Linked DNA regions of Homo sapiens: all the other regions are linked to region 3. The links are chromatin loops, found by intact Hi-C in ENCODE. Cell type or tissue: endothelial cell of umbilical vein. All regions are shown on one strand. Each heading gives the region's core, and the rest is flanking DNA. Links, peaks and the distances in the headings are about the cores only. Region 1 overlaps SASH1 (SAM and SH3 domain containing 1). Region 2 overlaps SASH1 (SAM and SH3 domain containing 1). Region 3 overlaps SASH1 (SAM and SH3 domain containing 1).

Evidence for each region. Peaks named below come from ENCODE experiments on the same cell type or tissue, not always from the same donor. Only the 100,000 strongest peaks of a DNase experiment are listed, where the experiment ranks them.
Region 1: it touches region 3 in a loop (6-fold over the local background); 5 of 110 quality-filtered maps call a loop at or near these places.
Region 2: a loop joins it to region 3, with 4 times the contacts of the local background. A loop is called at or near these places in 2 of 110 quality-filtered maps.

The regions. Positions count from the first base shown.
Region 1 is chr6:148,436,325-148,446,508 of GRCh38, forward strand. It overlaps SASH1 (SAM and SH3 domain containing 1), which reads left to right. Exons shown (of 20, transcript NM_015278.5): 3 at 3,860-3,910; 4 at 4,034-4,083. Among named protein-coding and RNA genes, the nearest start is that of SASH1, 99 kb to the left of the region's middle. RefSeq lists enhancers at 5,269-5,563, 9,374-9,874. In endothelial cell of umbilical vein, for the core only: no CTCF peak of the experiment used is centred there; DNase peaks (open chromatin) are centred at 4,937, 5,377 and 9,477; H3K27ac peaks cover 6,120 bases.
Region 2 is chr6:148,420,751-148,430,934 of GRCh38, forward strand. All of the region lies in intron 2 of SASH1 (SAM and SH3 domain containing 1), which reads left to right. Among named protein-coding and RNA genes, the nearest start is that of SASH1, 83 kb to the left of the region's middle. In endothelial cell of umbilical vein, for the core only: no CTCF peak of the experiment used is centred there; DNase peaks (open chromatin) are centred at 3,111 and 5,861; H3K27ac peaks cover 4,945 bases.
Region 3 is chr6:148,362,023-148,372,206 of GRCh38, forward strand. The region is part of intron 1 of SASH1 (SAM and SH3 domain containing 1); the gene reads left to right. Among named protein-coding and RNA genes, the nearest start is that of SASH1, 24 kb to the left of the region's middle. RefSeq lists a silencer at 2,637-2,837 and enhancers at 4,524-5,400, 5,401-6,276. In endothelial cell of umbilical vein, for the core only: no CTCF peak of the experiment used is centred there; DNase peaks (open chromatin) are centred at 2,239 and 5,509; H3K27ac peaks cover 6,495 bases.

The sequences.
Region 1 (10,184 bases), core at 1,535-9,534, 74 kb after region 3:
TACACAAAGTACAAAAAAAGTAGCCAGGCATGATGGCATGTGCCACCTAGAGGCATGTGCCTCCCAGCTACCTGGGAGGCTGAGGTGGAAGGATCCTTTGAGCCTGGAAGGTCAAGGCTGCAGTGAGCCATGATCTCGCCACTGAATTCCAGCCTGGGCAACAGAATGAGACCTTGTCTCAAAAATAAAAATAAAAATAAAAATTAAAAAAAACAAAAAACCAAAGGGGCAATACAGCTGCTGCCTGCCTTTCTCCATATGCTTACTCTTGCAACCCAGCATCCTGCTGTGAGGAAGCCTCAGCAACCCGTGCAGCCCTAGCATCAGCTTCCAGACATTTGAGTGAGCAAGCTTTCCAGTGATTACAGCCCACCCATCAAGTCATCCCCAGCTTTTGCATGTTCCCAGCTGAGGCTCCAAACACTGTAGAGCAGAGCAAGCCTTTTCTGCTATTGCCTTTCTGAATTCATATTCACAGAACCTGTGAACATCATAAGGTGCTTGTTGGTTTATGCCACTACATTTGGGATGATTTGTTACACGGCAGTAGTAAATGAAACAGTCGGTGTATGTTAGGGGAGGAGAGAAGGTTCTTATTTCTCAGTGTACAACATGCCCAAAAGTTATACATATTTACACATATACTCAATGATTGTTTTGATGAGGTTCACAATGTTTACTATTTCTGTCTACATTGTGACATCCAGATCGGGAGCTGTAGTGTAAACCATCAGCTATTCTCTGAATAAAGGGGTCATGGCTGAGCAGTCAGGTGCATGGCACATGGCACATTATAGGAATTACTCTTCTGCTCTTTTGTCATTGACATCATGTGACACTCATCAGTGTTATAATAACGGAATTTTGCCAATAGTTTATTCCATTTTTCTTTCTCCAATCATTTATAGGTCCTTAACTTAGTGGATGACTTTACAAGCTTCTCCTCAGTTGTGCAATATTTTTACTTTAGAATGTGTTTGCTAGAAGACATGCATCTAAATGATGACTGTAATCTCTTATCCTCGGGGGATAAAATTAAGAAGACGTCCTGAAAAAGTTATTCTCTTACTTGGTCTTAAAAAAAACAAGTCACTAGAAATATCACTATACAAGATCTCCTGCTCAACATCAGTAAGCTGCCCTTGATAAAACAAACGTCCTGCATGAAAACATTGCCTGTCTCCATGATTTTAACATTATATGTCAAACTATAGCCCCAATCAATTTTCTGAAAAGTAGCTAAACAAGCTGGGCGTGGTCATGAACTATAGTTCTAGCTACTTGGGAGGCTGAGGAATGGCTTGAGCTCTGGGCACAAGACGGCATTGCGTGATGATCACGCCCATGAATAGCCACTACACTCCAGTGTGGGTAACATAGCAAGATGCTGTTTCTTTAAAAAAAAAAATTTGTTTAAATAGCTAAAAGAATCAAATGCCTATTATAAGTAGCAAATGAACATGCTAAGATGAAATGATTAAAATTTTGCTTCCCTATCATCAAACATTTAATATGGTTGTTAATAAGCAACTACTTTGTATGCAGGGGCAGGTACGTTTTGCATAATGTACCATATATGTTACGTTTGTGATATGACATGGCAAATGATGCACTTAGCAAATAAAATCTATTCAAAAAAATGCAGATAAATAAAAGAAGATCGTTTCCTAGCATGACTATTATGATTACTAGTGAGGTAGAAACTTAGAGCTTGAAGAAAAGGTAAAAATGGAGGAGGGGAGGTGAATTGAACCAGTCACTTTTGCTGATGGTTATAGAAGGTCATGGGCTGCAATTGGGTGTTAAAGGAGCAATTTCAGAGAAAATTTCAGACAAACTAACAGTTTAGTTTCATCATCACTCTGAGTTCTCTGTACCAACTCCTGAATAGGAAGGAAGATTTGGGATTAAAAAATTGCTAATTATACTTTTGCTTACCTCCTGCCATTTAAGTTTGTAAATTTCTCTATGTGAGGCTGAAAGGTTAGGTCCTGGAAAATTGTGATTGGTCTGTAAGCACCAGAAATGTCCAAAAGTATATATCCCCTTTGTTAACTGCACCTGAGCCTGACATCCTACCATTCACATTTGGAATATATAACTCAAAACATTGTCCATATACTGTTTGGTAGAAATGGTGTATCAAGTTTGGTACAGAAATATGTCTGTCATGAACAGCGGCAGCAATGAAAACCAGGAGGAGGTTAATGAGAGTTCTATGGAGGTTTTACGCCACTGTGATAACTGTTTATAACAAGGGCCTGAGATTAGGGGAAGAGTGAGTTGCCAGTTCATTAAATTCTTGTCCATTAAAACCCATTTCTCTTTCTGGCCGCTTGTCTACAGTCATCCCATTCTCAGATGTACTCATCCCAGCACATTCTTTTTTTTTCATTGTGGCAAAAAAAAAAAAAAAAAAAAACCAAAACAAACAAAAAAAAAAACCACGTAACATAAAATTCACACTCCCAACAGTTTACCCAAGTGTGCGGTGCAGCGTTGTCAGCCACATGCACATTGTTGAGCAACAGATTCCCAGAACACTCCCCCACAATCCTGCATGAAAGTGCATTCATTCCGATACTCTATATTCGTGCTGGATTCCTGTTCCTTATTTAAAAGTATAACTTTGCTCTGAGTTATACTTATTTTAATACTTTATTGCTACTTTTATACATCAACAAAAGGTTTTCGGTATTGGTGTAGTTTTATAATTGTGTTAATGATGAAAAGGGCAATTGAACAATTAGATGCATGTGAAAATGCATAATTTACATAATTTATTTTTATCACAGGTAATTTGTTTATCTAAATACTCTTCGTTTTCTTTTACTTTCAAAGGAGATACAGCCTCCTTGAACTATGAAATGAGGGTGTTACACCATATGGTTTTATCTGTAATATTCTTTGATTCTTCTGCCTCTCACAATTTAATGATATTTCAGTGCATTCTTAATATCAAGTATTTATATTTCATTTATCAACTCGATACCGCGCGAGTGTTTGTTTTTAAATTTCCAGATAGGTCAGTTCATTTGTGTTAGGGAAGTATAGTGATTTTTAAGGCTGCAAGATAACATTCAGTTAGCTTCCCAACTTCCTAAAGACATTAACAACTTCTCCTAAGCTATTAAGTGCTCTGAATACATTTAGAACTTTAAAATTGGATTGGGGCTGGGCGCGGTGGCTCATGCCTGTAATCCCAGCACTTTGGGAAGCTGAGGGGGGCGGATCATGAGGTCAAGAGATCGAGACCACCCTGGCCAACATAGTGAAATCCCATCTCTACTAAAAATGCAAAAATCAGCTGGGCGTGGTGGCGCATGCCTGTAATCCCAGCTACTTGGGAGGCTGAGGCAGGAGAATCACTTGAACCTGGAAGGCGGAGGTTGCAGTGAGCCGAGGTCATGCCACTGCACTCCAGCCTGGTGACAGAGCTAGACTCTGTCTCAAAAAAAAAAAAAATTGGATTGGAAGTCTAGTGTCGTTGGAAAACAGCTAAACTCAAATGGGTTGCAGTAAATTCAGTGTCTTAGTGACCAACTAAGTATATCCACAGAATTATTTCACCATGAACTGTCAGTCCCCTTGACTGAAATTGTGCTTTTTTTCTTCTGAAATAAAATTGTCAGCAGAGTCTGGCAACAAAGTTTGGAAAATATTTCAATCTTAGGGGGCTAGAGCTCTCATTTTAAAAGTATTTTAGTTTTCCCAGAAAATCTGTTTATCTCTGCCATCTCCTCCCACTCTATACCCCAACCTTTCCCGAATCCTCCCCTCTCTTCTTACATGTCTATTTGTCTTTCTCGCGTGTGACATGTTTGGAAGTCCCGTTAAACTGGCATCTGTTCTGTTTTAGGAGAAACCCGATGCTAGCCCCACGTCACTTCAGCTGCGGTCCCAGATCGAAGTAAGCACAATGACTTTAATCATCTAGTTTTGCTTCTGCCTTTTTTTTTTAAGTGACACTCTGTACAAATCAGATGAAGCCTGCTGCTCTGACCACACTGACTATACGAATCTTCTCTCGTAGGAGTCGCTTGGCTTCTGTAGCGCCGTGTCAACCCCAGAAGTGGAAAGAAAGTAAGTCTTTCTCCCTCTGCCCAGGACCACCTTCCAAGAAGGTGTCTTTTAGGTCCATGCTGACGGAAATCAAACAGGCGATCATGTGCGTATGTACTATGGAGTTATGCGATGTCATTTTCCTTAACATGTTGCATGCATGTGTGTGTATCTAGGTGGCTAAGAGTGTGTTTTGTAATGCAGTTGGTGATGTCTGAGGATTTTGTGAAGAGTTACTGATTTTACACTTATTGTGAATAAACCCTAAATAAATCTCCGGAAATAGAAAGGGAAAGGATAGGTGCATTAACCAAGATGGATTTTCATCTTTTACATTAATTTTTAATGTAGGATAAAAGTTATCAAGAAGCAAGATACAAATATAAAATATACTATATTCCAGAATAAACCAATGATTAAAAACCCGTCTTCTGCACCTCATTTTGGTAGGTGACCTTAAAACAACAGTGAATGTGTGTGTTAAAAAATGGCAAATGATCCCTAGCGTTTCCTGTTAAAGGTAATATTTTTGCTTCCTTGACCCAACTTGGACCCTGTAATTTCTGCTCTCATGGAAGCTAATTTTATGTTTCTTGTTATATTTTCAGTATTTCTTTTAGGCAACATAAATAAGACAAAAACAAGAGAATCTTTTTTCTAAAACCTTTTCTTTTTCTGCTTTATTGCATCATCATTGTACTAGAATGTTCTATTTGTGATCTTCCATGGTAAAAAATTTTAAAGAAAGTCCACATCTCTAAACAGACGCTTCCTTTGGCACGGAGCCACTTGTACGTTCATGCCAAGGGAGGCACAGAAGTGGTTTAGGCATCAAGTATTTCTGGAATGCAAAGCACACGTTGGGGAGAGCGTGTGTGTGCTTTAGAGCACAGCTTTGCCTAATCCATCCACGTGTGTGTGCTGCTGGCACAGGCGGTTCTGGGAGGAGGGCTGCTTTGCCAGAAAGCTATAATTCTAAACTTAAGAGGCTTTGTGGGTTTTGTTCTGGTCTGAGGAACGTTGTGGGTGATGTACCATAGCAAACCAAGGCCACTGCCCACTCAGGTTGAGAAGATAACTGTGCACACCCCATCAGCTTTTTTTGTTTTGCTTGCCTTGCCTCCTCCCAGGAACCTAGTAATATGGAGGCTGAAATAGACAAAAAAGGCTCAAGTTGACATTGACTTTGAACTTGGAGGTATTGTGGTGGGGTAGAAGCATCGAGTGAACGGGCTGTAGCTTTTCCTGCCCTAGTTTATTATGTGCCATGATTCAGGCTGAGAGCTCAGGTGTTCCCTCAGAATCTCTGAATCCTTCAGGAAACGAGAAATGTTTGCTCTTCCTCCTAAGAGGAAGTGACTCACCAAATTTGTACTAACCTTAGTTAGGCTGGGTAGTACTTCTTCCCCTCAATTGTGGAGAGTCATTCTTTCCGTGTTTATATCCTTTACTTAGTAAAATGTGGCATGGCTCTTGTGGCTGAGAGAGACTGATGGCCTCCTCTGAGGTTAACAAAAAATTTTAAACACACGCCCACTGTCTCCATTTGTAATATTGTCATTTTGCCTCTGTAATTTTAAGTGGTTCAAACTTAATGTGTTTCTAAACAATTTGAAAGTTTAAAAACATTTTGTCCTTTATTTCTCTGTTAATGGCTTTTGAAAACTATGCTATCCTTTGCTTTTAACTTAAAAACACTTTCTTTTGAAAACTTTTATGGCTGGGTGCAGTGGCTCAGGCCTGTAATTCCAGCACTTTGGGAGGCTGAGGTGGGAGGATCACTTGAGGCAAGGAGTTTGAGATCAGCCTGGGCAACATAGTAAGACCCTGTCTGATCCAGCACCAGCCCCCCGCCCCCAGCCCCCCCAAAATTAGCCAGGTGTGGTGGTGCCCACCTGTAGTCCCAGCTACTCGTGAGGCTGAGGCAGGTGGGTCCCCTGAGCCCAGGAAGTTAAGGCTGCAGTGAGTTGTGATCATGCTTGGGTGAAAGAACAAGACCCCATCTCAAAAGAAAAAAATATTAAAATAAATTTAAAGTTACAGTAAAGTTTCAAGGATTGAGAATTGTGCAGTGAATGTTCATGTAATCTTCACGTGGGCCACCAGTTGTTGACATTTGCACACTCCTGAGCTTTCTCTCTCTCTCTCTCACACACCCCCTGCCCCCCACATACACCACCATTAATTATTATTACTGCTGGCCTGTTTGAGAATAAATGGTAGACATCATGATTGTCACCCCTAAATGCTTAAGCAAATATTTCCTAAGGACAATGACATTCTGTTACAGAATAATATAGTATAATGACCAAATACAGGAAACTTAATAACTTTTTCTAATACATAGTTTCTATTCAAGTTTTTCTTTTTCTTTTCTTTTCTTTTTTATTTATTTATTTATTTTTGAGAGGGAGTATCGCTCTGTCGCCCAGGCTGGAGTGCAGTGGCGTCATCTCGGCTCACTGCAACCTCCACCTCTTGGGTTCAAGCTATTCTCCTGCCTTAGCCTCTTGAGTAGCTGAGATTACAGGCACCCGCCACCATACCCGGCTACTATTTTTTGTATTTTAGTAGGGACAGGGTTTCACCATGTTGGGCAGACTGTTCTCGAACTCCTGACCTCAAATGATCTGCCCGCCTCAGCCTCCCAAAGTGCTGGGATTACAGGGATGAGCCACCGTGCCAGCTGTATTTGTTTTACTAATTGTCCCAATAATGTCTCTTTTAGCAGTGTTTTTCCAATCCAGCACTTTTTAGAAAAAAAAAAAAAAAAAAAAAAATGGCTCACGGCATGTTGGTGTCACGTCTTTTGTCACATTTAATCTGAAAGGGTTTCTTAGCCTTTTTCAGAGTGTAAGCTAGTTGTTTGATGAAGTATTTGTTGTTTAGGGTTTATTTGTTTTTGTGTTTTTTTGCGCCACAGTGCATTATATCGGGGGCCCGTGATGTCCGTTTATTTCATTATTAGTGATATTAATTTTGGTCATTCACTTAAGGTGGTATCTGCCAGGTTTTCTCTGAGAAGTTACAATTTCTTCTTTGTAGTGAATATATATATAATATATATATTATATATAATACATATTATATATTTTTATATATATTTTATATATATGTATGTATGTATATACATATATTGTGAGGTGATCCTCTGAGACCGTGAAACTATTATGTTTCTCATCAAACTTTTACCTGTTGGTTTTAGATTCTTTCCATGATTCTTGCCTGAATCAGTGTTACTGTGATGGTTGCAGAAGGGTGATACTTATTCTTGCATTGATGATTATTTTGTATAAAATCTCCCAAGAGGTTTTGTGTTTAAATTTCATTTGCTTTTAAAGATGTATCACCCTGAAAATCCTAAGTCAGATTATAATTTGAATAGGTTTGATGCATTGTCGCTATAGAATAATTTATACATTGTATTTGAAGATGCAAATAGACAATCTCACTATTCCCTTACATCAAAATGCTTGCTGGGAGCCTTGCTGTTGAGTACAGGACCCTCAAAGGGTGACCTGGCGAACCAGTTGGCTGTGTCTGGTTGGTGTCTGCAAAAGTCTCTGCCAACCAAAATATCATTCTGCGTCAGAGTGGTGTTCTGTGGGCAGAAGTTTTCTCTGCTTTTTATTCCAAAAACAAGAGAACTTAGAAAACACATGTGGGCAAGACCTGCAGGGGCCCACCCTTAGAAGCAGAAATGCAAAGAAGGAGGCAGCGTGGAAGCTGAGCACTGCTCCTGCGACTCCTGCCTCGCAGATCCAGTCTCCCAGCTTGTCTCAGGGACCCCCTGTGTGCACGCCTCTGTCCTCCTTGCCCAGCTGAAACCTATTCTAAGGGAGGTATCTGGCCTTAATTATGTTTCAAATGTCTGTTTCTAAAAAATAACATCACTTCTGTCAGTAGTATTTAGCATTTAACAGGGTTTAAAGTCTCAAGTCACAGGAAGTTAGCTCTGACCAGAAGAGGGGGAGGGAGAGAGACAAGCAGTGAGATTTCCGACATACCTGGCATCTCAGCATCTATTGTGGATGCCCCTGCCAAGTGGGGCTGCTGACCTCTAGATGTGCTTGACCTGCATATACAAGAGGTGGGTTGATAGGTAGGTGATAGGTAAGTAGGTGTGTGGAAAGAAAGAACAGACCCTCCCTACCCCATTATGAGTTTGGTGGGGTCCCCATTCATCCTTATTTTCTTACACTATCTGGTCTCTCCATATGCTTTCACTGGAAGTTTAATAAAGAAGGCCAAGGGAGATTTCATTTGAGCCTCTTCTCTTTATATCTATCTACATCGCTTATTGATGAGACTATCTGTTACTGGAAGGGGGTCCTGATCTAGACCCCAAGAGAGGGTTCTTGGACCTCATGCAAGAAAGAATTCAGGGCAAGTCCATAGAGTAAACTGAAAGCAAGTTTATCAGAGAAGTAAAGAAACCAAAGAATAGCTACTCCATAGGCAGAGCAGTGGCATGGGCTGCTCGACTGAATAGACTTACAGTTGATTTTTGATTATATGCTAAACAAGGGGTGAATTATTTATGAGTTTTCTGGGGAAAGGGCAGGCAGTTCCCAGAACTGAGCATCCCTCCCTTTTTAGACCACATAGGGTAACTTCCAGATGTTGCCACGGCACCTGTAAACTGTCATGGTGCTGCTAGGAGTGTCTTTTGGTGTGCTATTGCATTATAATTCACATATAATGAGCAGTGAGGATGACCAGAGGTCACTTTCATCGCCATCTTGGATTTGGTGGGTTTTGGCAATCTTCTTTACTGCATCCTGTTTTATCGGCAGGATCTTTGACCTGTATCTTGTGACACCAGTCCTGCCAACCTCCTGTCTCATCCTGTCACTAAGAATGCCTAGCCTTCTGGGAATGCAGCCCAGCAGGTCTCAGCCTTATTTTACCCAGCCCCAGTTCAAGGTGGAGACGCTCTGGTTCAAATGCCTCTGACATACCTGCTTTATTGCTCAATCTCGGATTTGTGTCAACTGGCTGAACAGGTGAAATTAACTAATTTTCTATTACCAGACACTTTTAAGAATATTTAGAGGGTAAGGCTTTTCTTGAGAGGGCTGGGAAATAGCTTTATAACTACAACAAATGAGTTTAGCTACGAGTCGCAGAAAACCTGACAAATAGTGATTCCTTAGACACATCTGAGTTCCATGAATGGGTCCAGGGCTGGCTCCATGACTCAAGTCGGCCTTCAGAAACCCAGATGGCTGGACTGCTTTCTTTTTTCTTCTTTCTTTTTCTTTCCCGTCATAGCCTCAAAGTGGCTGCTGCATCTTCTAGGTGGGAAGAAAAAGCAGGGCGAAGAGAGGGAAGAAGGCAGTAGGTCCCAAGGCTAAACCTTGTGCTTTGCAGAGCTTTCCTAGAAACCCTGTCCACCACATTCCAGTGTGTGCCACTCATTTCCTCGTGCAGCAGCTGTTTGCTGACCAACTACCGGTTGTAGAAGGCTCCCTTCAGGGGGCCCAGGATATAGTGATGGACAGAACTGTCACGAGCTTACGTTTGAAGGCAGGGGCATATACTAGAACAAAAATTACATATTTAAAGTCATGGTATGGAGAAAAATAAAGCAAAGAAAGGGGACCCAGAATTGGGTCACTTGACCACCATAGCTATAAGGGAGTTTAGAGAAGTGAGCATTTTTAACGGAGCACATTGCTATCCTGAACAACATAGGGTTCTTTTTTTTTTTTTTTTTTTTTTTTTTTTTTTTTTTTTTGAGACGGAGCCTCACTCTGTCGCCCAGGCTGGAGTGCAGTGGCGCGATCTTGGCTCACTGCAAGCTCCGCCTCCCAGGTCCACGCCATTCTCCTGCCTCAGCCTCCCCAGTAGCTGGGACTACAGGTGCCCGCCATCATGCCCAGCTAATTTTTTGTATTTTTAGTAGAGACGGGGTTTCACCGTGTTAGCCAGGATGGTCTTGATCTCCTGACCTCATGATCCGCCCGCCTTGGCCTCCTAAAGTGCTGGGATGACAGGCGTGAGCCACCGTGCCTGGCCAGGGTTCTTTTCTTAAGGAAAGAGGGTGAATAGACATTGCGTAGGAGACTAGCAGTATTTTCTATGAAAAGTTTAACTTTTATTTGTATGCATGTAAACAA
Region 2 (10,184 bases), core at 1,269-9,268, 58 kb after region 3:
TTGAACTATTTAGGCAATTTCCAATTTTTTGTTATGATAGAAATAAGTGGCTGGGCACAGTGGCTCACACCTGTAATCCCAGCACTTTGGGAGGCTGAGGCGGGTGGATCATTTGAGGTCAGGAGTTCGAGACTAGCCTGGCCAACATGGCAAAACCCCGTCTCTATTAAAAATACACAAAAATTAGCTGGGTGTGTTGGCGCGTGCCTGTAATCCCAGCTACTCAGGGTGGCTGAGGCAGGAGAATCACTTGAACCTGGGAGGCGGAGGTTGTGATGAGCCGAGATTCCGCCACTGCACTCCAGTCTGGGTGACAGAGTGAGACCCTGTCTCCAAAAAAAGAAAAGAAAAGAAAAGAAAGGAAAAGAAAGGAAGAAAGGAAGGAAGGAAGGAAGGAAGAAAGAAAGAAAGAAAGAAAGAAAGAAAGAAAGAAAGAAAGAAAGAAAGAAAGAAAGAAAGAAAGAAAAAGAAAGAAAGAAGGAAGTGACTATGAACATCTTTAAATGTGTATCTTTACCTTAAGAGTTCACTGTCTCCTTAGGGCCAATTATTTTTATTTATTATTTTTTCTGAGACAGAGTCTCGCTCTGTTACCTGGGCTGGAGTGCAGTGGTGTAATCTCAGCTCACTGCATCCTCCACCCTCCGGGTTCAAGCAATTCTCCTGCCTCGGCCTCCCAAGTAGCTGGGACTACAGGCCTGTGCCACCATGCCCAGCTAATTTTTGTATTTTTAGTAGAGACATGGTTTGACCATGTTGGCCAGGCTGGTCTCGAACTCCTGACCTCAGGTGATCCACCCACCTTGGCCTCCCAAAGTGCTGGGATTACAGGCATGAGCCACTGTGCCCAGCCAGGGCCAATTATTAGATATGAGTGTAGCAGGCTGAAAAGTAGGAACATTTGAAAGACTCTTGAAACACTGTTGACCACCTGGAAATGTTCTACAGTCTGCACTCCCACCAGCAGCACTCTTGCCCTGTTCTTATCTTATACTTCCCAGTATTTAGGGAGAAAAAGTTACCAGTTTGGAAAGTAATCTTATTGTGCTTTTAAACTATATTGCTCTCGTTATTTATAAGAGCACACATATTTTTCTATCCTTATTTGTCTGACCCATCTCTTAAAGTCATTTGCTCATTTTTCTATTTAAAGTAATGTCTTTCTTGTTTATTTATCAGCACTTTTTATATAGTGAGCCATTTAGTCCATTATCATAATGTGGCACATTTTCTTCCAGATGGAGAATATGCATTTTTGTCCAACTTCTCTACCAGGTAAATGACGAGGAGGGAAAGGAGAAGGCCCTCCTCTTGGTATAGAGGAAGGGTTGGCTTTTCAACCAGAATCTCTCTACCTAGGCACAGCAGCAATGACTCAGTCACTGTGATGGCAGTGCCCACAAGCACCAATGCCCAAGAATCCCATTTGTTTTGCAGACAGGGCTGCTTTTATAGTGCCAATCTATGCTTTCTGCCTGAGCTGCCAGAACCATGCGGGGTCCAAGCAGGCATGTGAGCATGGAGATGAACTCTGTTCTGGATAAACAGTACTCCACCTTGTCCCCTCCTCCCATATTAGTAGTCAGTGATCCGTGTGAATTTAATTGGTTTCCAGAAAGTGAGTGTTACGTGTATACGTCAGTGTGCCACTTTAGAGTTGTAGAAAGAAAAAGTTGGGCCTTGTGGCTGTGGATGAATGAACATGACCCTGACAAACAGCTGCTGTTCTGAACAGCGAGATAAATTTATGTTTAAACCACAGTAAACTATGCAACCAGGTAATAATTTTGAGCAATGAAGTATGTTTGCTGTAGTAACCATTACAGACACAGATAAATCACAGTAATTTCAACGTGGCACTTTTGCCATTCAATAAATGGGTATTTTAAATTTCATTTGCTTTTGAACTAAGTTTCATAATTTATAGAGTAAGTCATTCAAAGATTAATGCTCAGAAGGGAGGAAAATCACTATACAAGAACAGAAACATGTCATTTATGTATATTACATTGGAACTTTGTCCGCCTGTTTCCATTATAAACCTGATTTTGCAAACATTTATAATAGACCAATAAAAAGTTTGCCCTGGGCTAGAGTTTGCCATTTGTTTCTGAGATTCCAATTTTTATATAATTCTTTTCTTTCTCAAATAATATGATATCTATCCGTGTGTGGTTTTTTGTTTGTTTGTTTGTTTGTTTGTTTTTAAGATGGAGTCTCGCTCTGTCGCCAGGCTGGAGTGCAGTGGCGTGATCTCGGCTTACTGCAACCTCTGCCTCCCAGGTTCAAGCGATTCTCCTGCCTCAGCCTCCCGAGTAGCTGGGACTACAGGCGCACGCCACCACGCCCAGCTAATTTTTGTATTTTTATTAGAGACAGGGTTTCACCATGTTGGCCAGGATGGTCTCCATCTCTTGACCTTGTGATCCGCCTGCCTCAGCCTCCCAAAGTGTTGGGATTACAGGCGTGAGCCACCGCGCCCAGCCCCATGTGTTTTTTAATGTGTTACATCATTATACAACATGACTAAGTCAAAAGTTTATTTATTTTAAAAGCAAATTTGTGGCTGATGATTTCAGAATGTATTGGCTTGCAATTGATTCTGGAGCTTTTTAAAGATGGTTACACAATATTTAAAGATGGTTAGAAAATATGGTTCAGAGAATGAGAAAGTGGTTAAATGTCATGATAGCACCACATGATTTTACAATAGCAAAGACAACAATAATAGTGACACTTCATTAGTACAAAATGTGAGCTGATCTATTAGAGGAACCATTCAAATTTAGCACCTCCTGTTTGATCAGGCTGCATAATTTTGTAAATCCCTTATTCAGTCACCCAATCTGCATACTAATCAGTTCCGACGTTATTTATATGATAACATGAAAGCCTTTAATTTTTTATATTCTCAGTTACTGTTTCTCTTGCTTAACTGCGAGCTCTTGAAGGTCAGTGACTGTTTTTTTATACTGCCAGTACCCAGCACGTCAACTGAGTACAAACTGGTCAGGAAACACTCGTTGAATAGATGAAGACATAAATGTTTGTTCAGTTGTAGGCTGTTGCCAACTTTGGAAGGTCGTCTGTTTCAAATGTTTGAGTGATTGGGCTAGAACTTGCAGTTCCTTCTCCCATTAAAAAAAACTCATGTAAACGATAAATTATACCACAATAACTTAATTTCATTTCCAATGATTACACTCCAATCAAGTAGTGGAATTATAGTAGTCGGTCAGAGGTCTGACCAGTTTCTGAAGAAAAAAAAAAAAAATCCCCATCCCAGACAGCAGACAGTCCTGCAGTCAAGCTTGAATGCTCCATTGATGTGGTTTCCACATGTTGTAAGTAATTTATTCTATTGTTGGACACCTGGCTCTGCTTGCCCTCCTCCCCCATCCTTTTTAATAAAATGATGGTGAGTCCATCTTTGTCTTTTAAAAAATTTTTTTTCTTTTAGAGACGGTGTCTTGTTCTTCTTCTTTTTTTTTTTTGGGGGGGGGAGGTGGGACAGGGTCTCGCTCTGTCACCCAGGCTGGAGTGCGGTGGCGCAATCTCAGCTTACTGTGGGTTCAAGTGATTCTCCTGCCTCAGCCTCCCAAGTACTTAGTATTACAGGCATGTGCTACCATGCCTGATCAATTTTTATATCTTTAGTAGAGACGGGGTTTCACCATGTTGGCATGCTGGTCTCAAACTCCTGACCTCAAGTTGTCCGCCCACCTTGGCCTCCCAAAGTTCTGGGGTTACAGGCGTGAGCCACCATATCCGGCCAGATGGGGCTTGTTCTGTTTGCCCAGGCTGGAGTGCCGTGGTGCAATCATAACTCACTGTAACCTCTAACTCCTGGCCTCTAAGGATCTTCCTGCCTGGGCCTCCCAAAGCACTGGGTTTACTGGTGTGAGCCACTGAGTCCAGCCTCCTCTTAACTTTAAAATCCTTAGTCTTGATCATCCCTTTTAGAGCACTGAAAACCAGGCCAGACTTCAGGTGGGGCTCCAGATACACCTACCCCTTCACCTGCAGGCCACTGAATCTGACTAGAAGCAGCTCTGAGCAGCCTTCTTTGGACCAGTAGTTCTCAAAGTGTGGCTCCTCAGCCTGTAGCATCAGTGTCACCTGGGAACTTGGTAAAAATGCAGATGAAACTCTTGGGTAGGACCCAGCAATCTGTGTTTAAGAAGCCCTCCAGGGATTGCAAGGCACTAAGTTTGAGAACCGCTGACAGGGCTTATTGGAACATGGTCCCAGGGCAGAGCGGTGTAAGTGATTCCCATGAGCAGTACACAGGATGGGTGATGTGTACTTCAGCGGCATACTTGGTCATCATGGTCAAGGGTCCCTGAAGCTCATGGAAGAGATGAATTGAAGCTTCAGGCATGGAGTCCAAGGTGCAGTGGTCAGATGTGGTGGGAGGCAGCTCTGGACCAGCACGGCCAAGCTAGCTTCAGGATGAACACTGCATGCACAAGGCTGCACGCAAGAACTTTGTCAGTATATTGTAGTACCTAATTGAAAAATTAAACTAGATTTAAAATCTGTTATGTTTTCATAAGAGATTTCACTGTGTCTGTTAATGAAATAAGGTGCTTTTACATTCTTGAAATAGAAATTGCCGTATTTCTGTTGGCTGTAAAATGCTTAATAAATTTAAAATGGTTGTAAAAAAGGTTAAAACAATTTTTACCTCTTAGTTTGAGTAAAACTTCTTGTTACTAATAACCAACAAGAACATCAAGAGATCATCATTAAACATCTTGATCTGGAATGGCATATAGTTCTTTCAAGCATATAGACAGTTATTTCAAAGACAATTATTTTCAAAGAAGTAAGCTCAACATTCTTGAAAAAATTGGAAAATATTTTATTTAAAAGTATTATGTCAATTCGATATTTAATATCTTCACTAATACTCTGATTTTTTCTCTTTCCCCTCCCCTCCCCTCCCCTTCTCCCCTCCCATCCCCCTCTCCCTTCCCCTCCCCCTCCTCCTTTTTTTTTTTCCCTGTCCCCCTGTGTCCCCCAGGCTGGAATGCAATGGCACAATCTTGGCTCACGGCAACCTCTGCCTCCTAGGGTCAAGTGATTCTCCTGCCTCAGCCTCCGTGAGCCACTGTGTCTGGCCTGATTTTATTTTCTCAATGGTCATTAGGTATTACTTTAAAAGAATACTTCTGGCCAGGCGTGGTGGCGCATACCTGTAATCCCAGCACTTTGAGATGCCAAGGCGGGCAGATCACCTGAGGTCAGGAGTTCGAGACTAGCCTGGCCAACATGGTGAAACCTGGTCTCTATTAAAAATACAAAAGTTAGCTGGGTGTGGTGGCACACGCCTGTAATCCCAGCTACTGGGGAGGCTGAGGCAGCAGAATGGCTTGAACCTGGGAGGCGGAGGCTGCAGTGAGCCGAGATCGTGCCACTGCACTCTTTTAGCCTGGGCAACAACAGTGAAACTCCATCTCAAAATAAATAAATAAATAAATAAAAATAATAATACTTTTTTTTCCATTTAAAATTTTCTCAGTTTCTCCTAGTGTGCAGTGCGCTCTCATTGTCAGGGGACCGCTGTGGGGAAAGGGGTCGGACAGCTCTGCACTGGGCAGTTCCCTGCTCCCTGGAAGGCTTTCCCATGTTTATATTTTTCTTCCCTTCTCTGTGTAAACAGCCCTGCTTCCTCCAATTGATCCTGAGTATTTGATACCATTTCCAGACACCATTCTAGTGAAGGTGCTCTGGTTTCCATTGTCCCCGGGAAATGTGGCATCCAGAGCTGAGCAGAGTTACCCAGATGTCATGTGCCTGGTGCCCGAACAGAAGGAGTGTTGTACCTGTGGCTTAGAGTTGAAATGCAAAGTGAGTGACTTAAGAATTCACTAGATGGAAACCCCACTGAAGTGGTGCGTGTCTGTTTCACTGTTTTATCCTCGTTGACTTATGGGCTCAGTAACTATTTTTAAAATGATGGAATGATTAGATGAAAGAGGAGATGGAAAAAAACAGAGAAAGCAAAAGGAAATGAGCTTATGTAGTGCTTCCTGTCACTTTTGTCTTATGTTAGTCAATCCCAGTGAGCAACTGGATGTACTCAGAAGATCACTTAGTGGTCGGGCACGGTGGCTCACACGGGTAATCCCAGCACTTTGGGAGGCTGAGGCGGCTGGTCACTTGAGACCAGGAGTTTGAGACCAGCCTGGTCAGCATGGCAAAACCCCATCTCTATTAAAAATACAATATATATATACATGCTCAGTGTGGGTGGTGCGTGCCTATAATCTCAGCTACTCGGGTGGCTGAGGCAGGGGAATCACTTGAACCCAGGAGGCAGAGGTTGCAGTGAGCTGAGATTGTGCCACTGCACACTGCACTCCAGCTTGGGCAACAGAGTGAGACTCTGTCTCAAAAAAGCAAAGGAGATCACTTAGTGAGCATGGGATGAGAACAGGGAGGGTGAGAGGATTCTGGGGATAGCCACTACCATCTAGAATGGCCAGATATCATGGTCTTTACCCCTGGGAAATTCACCCAGGGGGTGGATTATAGTGTGGATATGCCAAGTCCTGCTAGTAGAATGAAAAATTGAATTATAGAACTTGTTGGATTTGTTTTTTAGGATAACTAAAATGTCTTCATGGACACTGTGTCTTTTAATGATTACATTTATATAACATGACACTCTGGTGTTTTGTACACTGTAAAAGGTGCATTCTTCTAACACAACACTCACATCTTATTGAAGTGATCCATTGCCACATTGTGGTGTGTAGATCTTATTCTTATCTCCATGCAAAATGCTTGGTATGTGGTATGCACTCAACATTGGTAAAGTTGTAGCTTAAACGATCTAGTACATAGTTTTAAACAAAGACAGTTTAGACATTAAAGCAGTATACGCCTTGTTTGACATGAGGTGTGGGAGCACCAAGCTTGACCCTCTTAGATTCAAATTACTCCTGAATTTAACCAATTCAACTCTGATGTATTTTAGCACAGCCATGCTTCAAGATGGTGGAACTTACCCTCCTGTCTTCCCAGACTGATTTCTGTTCCTGCCCTGGGTACTTCTTGTCTCCTCTGAATGGGTACGGGAGTGTGGACCTCAGGGAGGCCCCCTTGGTATGCTCCTCCGCTTTCATTCGGGGATCTCAGACCTAATTTCAGCTTTGCCCAATGTGAAAGCATTTCCAGAGCAAGGTGACTTCTTCAGGAATTTTCCATGTGGTATCTTTCAGAGTAATAGTGTGTTATCTCTGCCAGAAGCCAGAGGAGAAATTTTTACTCAGAGAAAGAGCCATTTTCCTATGGCTACCTTAAGACATAAAAGTATAGTAACATCCATCTCGTAACTGATCATGTTGTCTGTCTGTACTGTAGCATCCCATGGCTCACCTTTTATGAACTAACTGAATCCCTGGGCCTACTCTACTTTGTAGTCTTGTTCCCTCTGCTATTTGTGTCATATAAATTAATTAGCTCTTTAGCTTTTTACTTTTATCATGTAACACTGAACTAAGTTACTTAGCCATCTTAAGTCATTTTCTGGAACGTGGTGAGGCCTAAATAAATAAGTAACTAATAACTGCAGAATATAAACTATCAGGCCGGGTGCGGTGGCTCATGCCTGTAATCCCAGCACTTTGGGAGGCCAAGGCAGGCGGATCTTAACTTGAGGTTAAGAGTTCGCGACAGCCTGGCCAACATGGTGAAACCATCTCTACTAAAAATACAAAAATTAGCTAGGTGTGGTGGTACACATCTGTAATCCCAGCTACTCGGGAGGCTGAGGGAGGAGAATTGCTTGAACCTGAGAGGCGGAGGTTGCAGTGAGCTGAGATGGCGCCACTGCACTCCAGCCAGAGCCACAAGAGTGAAACTTTATCTCAAAAAAAAAAAAAGAGAATATAAACTAATACAGCAAAAGGCTCAATTATTTTAACAGAGAGCACTAATGGCTGGGTGGAAATTGCCACTTCAGGTTTCTTTCTTATGAAAGCTTGCAGAAATTCACTGATCCCTTAATTATGGTGAGACTTAAAGGTTGCAGTTAGTGGAATAGAATTCTTCAGCTGTGAAATAAAAATTTCCCCCTTAGAACCTTTCTTCTTTGATATGATGGGATGAGAGTACTTTTCCTTCAGTTTCACTCGGAAGAAAATTTCTTATACCAGGCCAAGAGCTTATGGGGGTCCAGAACAATGACTAACATCTTCTGCTATACCTCGAGCAATACGGGTGAAATGAGACATGAAAAGCTGAAGAGTTAGGTATGGATGAAGAAACTGACAGGCCACTACTGATTTTTACCTAAAAGTGATTAAACATTACAACATTCTGTTTTAAGTTCTTATGTATCTAGGTTGTAGATCTTAAATATTTGTTGAATTATTTTTGCTTCCTAGTGTAACTCTGCAATCCAAAAGTAAATCTTAAATAAAAACATGAAAATACACATCCCATGCAGTAAAATTGCAAACACAAATTAAAGGAAGGAAGCTGGGCATGGTAGCACATACCTGTAGTCCCAGCTATCCAGGAGGCTGAGGCAGGAGGATTGCTTGAGCCTGGGAGGTCAAGGCTGCAGTGGACTATGACTGCACTCCAACCTAGGCCTGGGTGACAGAGCAAGACCCTGTCTCTTAAAAAAAAAAAAAAAAAAAAAAAAAAAGAGGAAGGAAAAAAGAGTCAGGCTTATTGGCAAAGTGATCCAATTTAAACAAACCAGGCCTAGGACAGTTGTTCACACTTCTAATCCCATCATTTTGGGAGGCTGAGGTGGGAGGTTTGCTTGAGGCCAGGAGTTTGAGACCAGCCTGGCCAACATAGCAAGACTCCATCTCTAAAAAAAATAAATTAGGCATGGTGGTGTATACCCACAGCCCCAGCTGCTTGGGAGCCTCAGGCGGGAGGATCACTTGAGTTTAGGAGGTCAAGGCTGTAGCGAGCTATGGTCACACCACGGTACTCCAGCCTGGGCGACAGAGCAAGATCCCATCTCTTTAAAAAAAAACAAAAACAAACAAACAAACAAAAAAATCAATAGATTCCCAGTAGTACTCCCTTGTACAGGGAGCCTGTGCAAGGCTGTAGAAAGTAACATTCTCAAGGGGATGTCCTGGCAGATAGTAAATGCTAAGTAAATAGATTTTGATGGATTGTGGTGGCATACAATGAATTTCAACAGGAATTTATTGGAAGGCCATTTACAGTCTAGTTGAGGAAAACCAGTAAGTGAGTAGAAGAGTCGCTACCCATAGGTACATTTAATGAATAAGTGATGTGGCTAGTCATTGGTGTGCCCATACTCAGGGATATCATTTAAGGCCCAAGTGGGCAGAGAAGGTTAAATAGGAGAGCGTATTGGGATTGGAGCTAAAGGATGAGTAGGATTTGGATGGATAGAAAGGAGAAGCACTCTAGGTAGCATAAGCAGAAGTGAGACACCAGGCTCAGTCTGCACTCAGGGAGCAGAGGACATGGTAACTGTTCACTAAGAGGGTTTATGATCAGGCTATTTGGTGAAGGGGGCTTCTTCTTCTGAAACGTGGACTTCATCCTGTCAGTATTGTGTTTCCATGAAAGATTTTGTGGATTTCGTTTTGTTTTAGTCAGAGTCTCGCTCTGTCACCCAGGCTGGAGTGCAGTGGCGCCATCTCAGCTTGCTGCAGCCTTCGCCTCCTGGGTTCAAGCGATTCTCCTGCCTTGGCCTCCCAAGTAGCTGGGATTATAGGCGCATGCCACCATGCCTGGCTAATATTTGTATTTTTAGTGGAGATGAGGTTTCACCCTGTTGGCCAGGCTGGTCTCAAACTCCTGACCTCAAGCGATCCACCCGCCTTGGCCTCCCAGAGTGTTAGGATTACAGGCTTGAGCCACTGCACCCTGCCTCCAGGAAAGATTTTGGAAGAGAGAAGTGACACAGAAGCAGTGAGTTTCTCAAACAATACACATCACTGGGGAATTTTGGCAAATTGCAGATTTTGATTCAGGAGGTCTGGGATGGGACCATGACTGGATGTATAGCAGGTTCCCAGGTGATGCTGATGCAGATGGTCCACAAATCACATTTTGAATAGCAGAGACACAGAGTACTATTTCCAGAAGATGGAGTTGACAATAGTGATTAGAGGGGCATGACACCACTTATAGCCCTTTTAGAGTAAAAAAGGACCCTAAAGATTATCAAGTGG
Region 3 (10,184 bases), core at 1,549-9,548:
CCTGCCTCAGCCTCCCGAGTAGCTGGGACTACAGACGCCCACAACCACGCCCAGCTATTTTTTGTTTGTTTGTTTGTTGTATTTTTAGTAGAGACGGGGTTTCTCCGTGTTAGCCAGGATGGTCTCGATATCCTGACCTTGTGATCCGCCCACCTTGGCCTCCCAAAGTGCTGGGATTACAGGCGTGAGCCACCGTGCCTGGCCTCTTTTTTTTTTTTGAGATGGAGTCTTGCTTTGTCGCTCAGGCTGGAGTGCAGTGGCGCCATCTTGGCTCACTACAACCTCTGCCTCTCTGGTTTAAGAGATTCTCCTGCCTCAGCCTCCCGAGTAGCTGGGATTACAGGCATGTGCCACCATGCCTGGCCAAATGTCCAGCATTTCTTACTAGGTTCTATGAGATAAGCAGTGATGTGGACTGAGCAATGAGGAAGAGATTGCAATGTGCCCCATCTTCCCTCCCACACAAGGCCTCAGTCTAATGCCCCTGGTTTTCTCCCCTTTCCTGCTTGCCATTTTTACTATTATATGCCTTTTTTTTTTTTGAAAGTGAGGTGAGGGTGAGGGTGTGGTCGTATGAGGAAACGGAGGCTTAGGAATGCTTTCCATCTTTGTTTTAAAATAGTGGAATTGAGCCTGGGTAACATAGTGAGACCCCTTCTCTACAAAAAATAAAAAATTAGTCAGGTGTGGTGGCGTGTGACTGTAGTCCCAGCTACTTGGAAGGATGAAGCAGGAGGATCACCTTAGCCCAGGAGGTTGAGGCTGCAGTGAGCCATGATTGTGCCACTGCACTCCAGCCCGGGAAACAGAGCAAGACCTTGCCTCAAAAATACATACATACATACAAGTAGTGGAATTGAGTTAAAGTTTCCTAAAGAAGATAATACCTCTTTGTTTTCCTCTTTGAATCTCAACTGCTACCTATCCCAACTGCCACCCAGGACAGAGCTGGGAGAGAGGGTGTGGAGAGAAAGTTGTAGTGCAGCATAGAAGTCTTATTGGTGCAGGGATTCCTGAAGTGGCTTCTTAGGTCTGGGCAGATATGCTGATGTGGGGCAGGGACCCTGGCCAAGGGTTTTGGGCATGGGCTGCATGGCTGCAAAGGAACCTTGGTGGTGATATCCATAAACACAGGGCTGCCCTGCCTCACCCCTTGGCCTCACCCTTTGAATTCCCTGTCCTCAATCCTTTGAATGCAACATCAGATGAATCACGGTGTTCTGGAGGACGTGGCGGTGGATAGTGTTAGGGACGGAGTGATTGAGGCTCTTCTTTATTTTTTTTATTTATTTATTTTTTTGTAGAGACAGGGTTTCACCATGTTGCCCAGACTGGCCTCAAACTCCTGGGCTCCAATGATGCGCCTGCCTGGGCCTCCCAACACTTCTTTTTTTTTTGAGATGGAGTCTTGGTCTGTTGCCAAGGCTGGAGTGCAGTGGCACGATCTTCGCTCACTGCAACCTGCACCTCCCAGATTCAAGCAATTCTCTGCCTCAGCCTCCTGAGTAGCTGGGATTACAGGCGCCCGCCACCACACCCGGCTAATTTTCTGTATTTTTAGTAGGGACGGGGTTTCACCATCTTGGCCATGCTGGTCTTGAACTCCTGACCTCGTGATCCACCCGTCTCGGCCTCCCAAAGTGCTGGGATTACAGGCATAAGCCACCACGCCCGGCCGATTGAGGCTCTTCTTAACCTCTGCTTCAGACCCCTCCTGGTACCACCTCACTCCCTGGTCTTTGAGGCTGTGTAAGATGTGCAGGCATCTTACAAGATTTGGAGAGTCAGAAATCACTCCTTGCTGGATTGCTGAGGGTTAGCAATGAAAGTAAAAGAGGATATGGAGAAAATGGAAACCACTTATAGGATATTTTATTCCCTGTGGATTCTATAATGGACATTTTAATTAAACTCTAATGGGACATACATTCTAAAAAGTTCTGATCCCTGAATAAATTAATATTAATGCCCACCATTCATTCAGAGTAAATGCATTGAGAGAAATGTCCTCACCAAGTAATATAAAAATGGAGAGTTAGAAAAATAAAATTTCCCAGCTCATCGGCAGCCCATCCTGTTGGTAAAGGACTGCTCCCTCTGGTCCATTACTGCCCATTACTTCCTCCAGCTCCACGTCAATGACTCATGCCAAAACCTCCATCACTTCCCTTTGGAGATTATTACACAGCCCAGCAGACATCCTATTAAGAAACTTCTTATTAGCAGAGGAAAAGGAAAGTTTTCACGTTGAGATCGAGAAGGAAGATGATTCATGGTCACGAAGGGAAAGGTCCCCTGAAGTCTTGAGAGATGGCTCACCACTGCTCCACTTTCCTTTGGGGACACACACACTCACCATTAGCTGTGGGAAGTCGATGGGGTGTGTGGAGAGGACCATACTCAATTAAAAGAATGACAGTGGAATCAGTAATTTTGAATCAAGCTCAGCGATGGATTACAAAAGCAAGAGTGTAGACTCCTAACTAATGTAGGGTGGAAGTTGAAACGTGAAAGTTGCCTGTCCTGAGCACGTTTAGAGTTCACAATTCAATATTCAAGAAGAACGTAAGGCTAGCAGTTGCTATAGTTGGGACAGGAAATGACTCAAGTCCAAAAGGAAGGTTTCTGTAGATACAAGGTCAAGATGAGAATAGGTTCTGCCACGGGAAATGGGAAGAACACAAGGATAGAGTCTGCATCATCCCCAAGGGTTCTGACCATAGGAAACATTGCAAAATAGTACAAATGAAGCATGGAGTCAAAGATACCAATATTAAAAAATTAAGAACATTCCATGATTAACAAAAATTTTCCCTCCGGCCGGGCACAGTGCTTCATGCCTGTAATCTCAGCACTTTGGGAGGCTTAGGAAGACAGATCACCTGAGGTCAGGAGTGGGAGACCAGCCTGGCCAACATAGTGAAACCCCATCTCTACCAAAAATACAAAAATTAGCCAGGCATGGTGGTATGTGCCTGTAATCCCAGCTACTTGAGAGGCTGAGGCAGGAGAATCACTTGAACCTGAGAGGCGGAGGTTGCAGTGAGCTGAGATCGTGCCACTGCACTCCAGCCTGGGCACCAAAGTGAGACTCTGTCACAAAAAAAAAAAAGAAAGGAGAGGAAAAAGAAAATTTTCCCTTCAAGTATTTCACTGTGTCAGGTACTTTGTGATCAAGCTAGCTCCCAGCTGTCATGCCTCATTATCATATGATTTACAACCCATGATTGCTTTTTTAAATCGTATGGTCTGTTGACATTGCAAAATCAGTATTTCTCTTCTTTGCACATTCTTTAGCACCTACTATTTGTATCAGTCATTTGACATTTACAGTATTTAGGAAGCCTGATGGCCATTTTTTGTTTTATTGGATCAAATTCTTTTACTATCTTTTTTTTTTTTTTAACTGAGACATCTTGCAGGGCACAGAGTTCTCTGCAAAGATATTGTTGGTTCTCCTGGTAGAGGTGATGAGGAGGGGGTCATACTGAAGTACATCTCATTCTTGCCCACCTCATGACCATATTTCCCTTTAAGAATTCAAATGATGCATCCTCCATGATCGATCCTTAAGCACCTTTGATGTCTTGCTCTCCCTTGCTGAAATGGCTCACATAATGGGAGCTTTAACTGAAGGAGAGATGGAGCTAGGAATATAAAGATCATTTTTGCCTGGGTGTAGTGGCTCATCCCTATAATCCCAGCCCTTTGGGAGGCTGAGGTGGGTGGATCGTTGAGCTCAGGAGTTCGAGACCAGCTTGCACAACATGATGAAACCCCATGTCTACAAAAAAAAAATACAAAAATTAGCCGGGCAGGGTAGCTCGTGCCTGTAATCCCAGCACTTTGGGAGGCCAAGGCAGGCAGATCACCTGAGGTCAGGAGTTTGAGACCAGCCTGGCCAAAGTGGTGAAACCTCATCTCTACTAAAAACACAAAAATTAGCCAGGCGTGGTGGCGTGCGCCTGTAATCCCAGCTACTCAGGAGGCTGAGACAGGAGAATTGCTTGAACCTGGGAGGTGGAGGTTGCGGTGAGCCGAGGTGGCACCACTGCACTCCAGCCTGGGGGATAGAGTGAAACTCTGTCTCAAAAAAGAAAAGAAAAAAAAAAATTAGCCAGGCATGGTAGCGCTGCCTGTATTTCCAACTACTTGGAGGGCTGAGGTGGGAAGATTGCTTGAGCCTGGGACATTGTGGCTGCAGTGAGCTGTGTTCGCGCCACTGCAGTCCAGCCTGGGCAAAAGAGGGAGAGCCTGTCTCAAAAACACAAACCAAAAAAAACCCATAGAGATCATTTTTGAGAAGAAGTTTAAGAAAGGTAGACACTGTGCTGAGGAACTTAGTTGCTAAGATATAGACACAAGAAAATATTGGATACTTGGAAGGAGACGAGCAGACAACAGAACAAGAAGAACTTCATTTAAAGTCTTGTCCGGACTTGGTGGGGCGATGGTGCATTTCTGGTGTCTGACTTGCAATGTCTGGATCCTGAGTATAAGCTCGGCAAGCATTTAGGTTTGGGCCTGAATTTTGTCATTTGTAAAACTAAAAGAAAATAGGGATTCCATTTGTTTTGTTTGTTTGTTTGTTTGAGATGGAGTATTGTTCTTGTTGCCCAGGCTGGAGTGCAATGGTGCGATCTCAGCTCACTGCAACCTCTGCCTCCCAGGTTCAAGCGATTCTCCTGCCTCAGCCTCCTGAGTAGCTGGGATTACAGGTACGGGCCACCAAGCCCGCGTAATTTTTGTATTTTTGGCAGAGACGGGGTTTCACCGTATTGGTCAGGCTGGTCTCAAACTCCTGACCTCCTGATCCTGCCCGTCTGCCTCCCAAAGTGCTGGGATTACAGGCATAAGCCAAGGATTCCATTTGGATACGCTTCTGCAAGTAATTTCCCTTCCTTCTCATCATCTTTGGGTTCTGATGGATTCTGTAACTAGTGGGTAGCTTTTTTTTTTTTTTTTTTAAGACTGAGTCTTGCTCTGTTGCCCAGGCTGGAGTGCAATGGCGTGATCTCTGCTCACTGCAACCTCTGCCTCCCAGGCGCCTGCCACCATACCTGGCTAATTTTTGTATTTTTAGTGGAGGCAGGGTTTCACCACATTGGCCAGGCTGGTCTCGAACTCCTGACCTCAGGTGATCCACCTTCCTCGGCCTCCCAAAGTGCGGGGATTACAGGCGTGAGCCACCGCACCTGGCCACAGTGTATCTTTTTGTTATTGTATTAGGTTGGTGCAAAAGTAATCGCGGTTTATAATTATGCTTCCTTAAGCTAAAAACTTAGGTGAGAACACACCTCAGTCCTTTTAGCAATCCTCAGTTGAGTCTGACCATGCACATTCTTACTTACAAGTTTTAGTTGTCTGAGCCACCGCTTAGCTTGGTTTTTAGTTGCATGGCTGCCAAAGAATTGTTTAGCCAGAGGCCCTGCGCAGGTCTGCAGGGAAACAGAACAAAACACATTGCTCTTGTTTACGTCCTCGGGCTGAACCACCCATTTCTCTGTAGCAGTCAGGATTTCCTCAGGAAGCTTTCCTTGGGGAGGGTGGACCAGGGTGAAGCAGGATGTGATGACACGCAGCCCTCCTGCCCTCTGCAGCCAGCTGAGGTGAAGCCTCTATCTGTATCTGGCCTATGCTTCCTAGTCTGTGAGTTACAAGTCCAGGTCTTCTGCCCCAGGTTGGGGTGATGGAGTTGGTGGGGATGGACGGAGCTGCTGCCCCCATCCCCCTGGCTCCTTACTTCCATTTCATTTTCTTATCTGCAGTGCTGGGGTGAAAAGCCCAGGAGGGGGACACCCCTCGGAGGCCTCGAGTGCCTGGGTGGCAGCGGCTGTGCCAGCATTTCAGTCACAGCTTTTCCCATGGGGCCTGTGGGTGGAGTCGTTCAGGGCTGCGGGGTCTACCGCAAGCCCAGCCTCAGGAAGAAATAATGGAGTGGAGGATGTGGCAATTTGGCCTGGCCAAGCACCCAGCCATATGTTTCCTCAATTCAGGTTAAGTGAATTATTCAACTGTACACTGTAGGCATCTCAGGAGTACTGTTAACTAACCCTAAGTTTTATTTTAAAATATTATGGGGTGGGGATTACTTTCTGTGGAAGGCCTCAGTAGATGGCTTTATAGTTTAAATAAGCAGTAAGGTTAGCTTAAGCTTGTTGTGTGCCCAACTGCAGTGAGCCCGTACTTCTGTGGTGGTGAAGGCAGATTTTGGAGTAGACAGGAATGGATTTGAAGCCAGGATCTGCTCTCTTTTTTCTTTTTTTGTTTTTTAGACAGAGTCTGTTGCCCAGGTTGGAATGCAGTGGCACGATCTCGACTCACTGTAACCTCTGCCTCCCAGGTTCAAGTGATTCTCCTGCCTCAGCCCCCTGAGTAGCTGGGATTACAGGCGCAAGCCACCACACTCAGCTAATTTTTGTGTTTTTAGTAGAGACGGGTTTTCACCATGTTGGCCAGGCTGGTCTCAAACTCCTGACCTCAAGTGATCCACCTGCCTCAGCCTCCCAAAGTGTTGGGATTACGGGTGTGAGCCACTGCTCCCAGCTAGGACCAGCTCTTTGTTAGCCATGTGGCAGTGGACATGGAACCTTCCTGCTTTGATGTCCTCATTGGTGTTGTGCATTAATTGAAATGATGTACAAGAATACCGACAATGTAGTATAGGTATACAGATGCTCAATAAATGGAAATTTTCCCCTTAATTCTCATCCTTCCAACCTCCCCCACATGCGCGCGCACGCGCGCGCACACACACACACACACACACACACGGGGTTCTATTTGTTGTCTGATATAGATACAAGAATCTTCCTGGGCTCTGAATCCACAAATATCAGGAAGTCAATAGAAGGCATTTAGCTTGTTTTACAAACTTGATCAAATGGAACAAAAACAAATAATTTTCAAGGCATTCATATGATGTGGGAAGTTGCATGCTGTCTCTTACTCTGGAAGATACGGATCCATTCACTTGTGGAGCTTTTAGTAAATGCCTGCCTTGTGCAACATTGTGGTGGAGCTGCAAAGAGTTATGAAGGAAACAGACACGTGCATTGGCCTGGCAGAGCTGTACGTGTTGGGGAGAGTACCTGGATGTGCTTAAGTGAAACAACTAGAAATCATCAGCGTGTGCAAGGTAGAGAGACTGGCTGCTTGTTCCAGGAATGCAGCACAGAGGGAGAATCTGTCTTTAGTGGCACAGCCTGCTATGAGAGGGGAAAAGGCTGTTTTGGAAGCTGGGTTTGTCATGAGTCTCTGGGACTTCTGCAGACTGTTTTCATCTGTAGTCACATCTGCTTCACATGTTGAAACTGTTTCTACTCAGGCAAAGGTGATTTCATTATGATGCAGGAAAGTTTTTTGAAGATAGTTTAAGAGTTGGTCATCATAGTCTATTAAAATGATAAGCAACAGTGGCCATTGTTAATGATAAGAGTAATCGTTATGGAGTTCTGGGTATCAGACACTGTTCTGAGTGTTCTACATGGATTATGTCTTTATTTGGCAGCAATGCAAATAATACCTGAGGCAGATACCTCTCTCCAAGACACAAAAAAAATTTAATAACTTTCTTAAGGTCAGAGCCTAGCATCTTAACCACTCTACCATACTGGCTGTTCCCTTTCCATGACAAAAAAACCCAACCTGGCCGGACGTGGTGACTCATGCCTGCGATCCTGGCACTTTGGGAGGCCAAGACGGGTGGATCATTTGAGGTCAGGAGTTTGAGACCAGCCTGGCCAGCATGGCGAAACCCCATCTCTACTAAAAATACAAAAATTAGCTGGGTGTGGTGGTGTGTGCTTGTAATCCCAGCTACTCAGGAGGCTGAGGCATGAGATTCGCTTGAACCGGAGAGGCAGAGGCTGCAATGAGCCGAGATCATGCCACTGCACTCCAGTCTGAGCAACACAGCGAGATTGTCTCAAAAAAAAGAAAAACAAAAAAAAAAAAAAAAAAAAGGAAAGAAAAACCCAACCCAAACCAGCAAAAACAAAAATCCAACCACCTCCTCAAAAAAAATTCTCAAAATAGATAATTTGTTAATAACAAATAGCATTTTTCTCTTTTGTAAGTGGAAGGCAGAGGTGAGGAAGGATAGAAGGATAGATCAAGTGAAAGTGACCTTTCGAATGTCCCTGTCTACACAAAGTATTCTGTGGCCTTTTAAGTCTATCTGTACATCTTTTATTAAAAAACAAATTGTGATATATAGACAAAACCCAAGACAACTCTAAAAAACAAGTAGGTAATTAACTATCACTGGAGATTTAAAGATGGTTGGCAAGATTTGGAATCAGGAGGAAATTTACACAGAACTGGTGTGTGGAAAGTTTTGAAATACTGGTCCCAGCATCTAGTCCTTGAGTCATCCCTATGTTAACACACTAGGTTGAAATATCTCAATTTCAGGTTTTTCCTTTTCTTGTCTCTTAACAGTGCCATCTTGGTTTTCTCCTATTAAATTCTCTCTTTGCTTTGGAGTCTCATGCTTTTTCAAAAATATATTCTGACCTGGCCAGGTGCGGTGGCTCACGCCTGTAATCCCAGCACTTTGGGAAGCCAAGGTGGGCAGATCACGAGGTCAGGAGATCGAGACCATCCTGGCTAACACAGTGAAACCCTGTGTCTACTAAAAATACAAAAAACTAGCTGGGCGTGGTGACGGGCGCCTGTAGTCCCAGCTACTCGGGAGGCTGAGGCAGGAGAATGAAGTGAACCCGGGAGGCGGAGCTTGCAGTGAGCCGAGATCACACCACTGTACTTCAGCCTGGGCAACTGAGTGAGACTCTGTCTCAAAAAAACAAAAGACAAAACAAAAAAACCCTACAAAAATATATTCTGACCTAATAAGGGTCTCATTTTTTCAAAAATATGTACTGACTTTATAAGGTATTCTCAAATGAGGACTAATACATGTTTTTTATGTAAGAAGTGAAACGCTGTCATGAAAACACAATTGGTGAAGGATCTTACCCAGTGCCTTGTGCTTACTGTCATTCTCTTGGCGATCTCCTTGAATGTTGCTGTGAGAATACCAGCCTCACAGAAGTGTGTTTCAGGAGTGGCCAATCTCCCTTCCCTCCTCCATGTTTTACCTTCTAAGGTCTTTGTTGCCACAGAGGAGGATGGGGAGAGAAGAGACCAATGTCACTGGGCTAATATTTAAGAGAAAATGAAGTTAAGTTGAAATTAACTGACTGATCTCTTTTTGGGCATTTTCTGAATTATATCTATGGAGCACCTAGTTGGCTATTCTTTTTTTTTTTTATCCAGGCTGGAGTGCAGTGGCGCAATCTCAGCTCACTGCAACCTCTGCCTCCTAGGTTCAAGTGATTCTCCTGCCTCAGCCTCCTGAGTAGCTGGGATTACAGGCACCCGCCAGTACACCTAGCTAAATTTTTTTTTTTTTTTGTATTTTTAGTAGAGATGGGATTTCATCATGTTGGCCAGGCTGATCTCAAACTCCAGACCTCAGGTGATCCACCTGCCTTGGCTTCCCAAAGTGTTGGGATTACAGGCGTGAGCCACTGTGCTCAGCTGCCTTGTTGGCTCTTCTGCAGTTTAGCATGAGAGTCATGTCAGGTCCCCACTGCCACTCTTGTCTGTAGGGAGGTGGGTACAGATCTGACTTGAGTTTAGGTCAGAGCCAGGATGTCCTCTGGGTTCATGGTGGTCCTAAATAAGGAAAGGCAGAGTGGGGGCAGGGAACCTCCTGCACTCAGGCCCCTCCATGCACCTGCCTCCCCGTGACCCAGGAGGATGGTGAAGTACCTGCCAGTTCTTGGAGGACAGTTAATTCTAATGGCCTACTGAGAATCTTTGTTTCCTGTATTTGTGGCCTGAGTTTGCTCCTGGAGGTCATAGGCCTTATTCTGGGATGTTTACTATCAGAACCATTTCCCCCAGTAGTAGTTATTCACTTACAAATTGCAAAAAATTATCCAGAGTTCTCAATGTAGATCATTTATGACCTGGCTATGCAAAATGCCTGGAAAAGGTCTTCACTCATTTTTATAAAATGGGATAATGCAAACACTTATTTTCTGATTATGTAAAATTGTTTAGATTGCAGTTACATAAGGAAGCACAGTACCACCCTCCCATGAATCCAGAAACACTAGCATGTAAAAACCTGTTTTTGCTGCCACGCTCTTTCCCTTTCAGACTTACACTAGAGC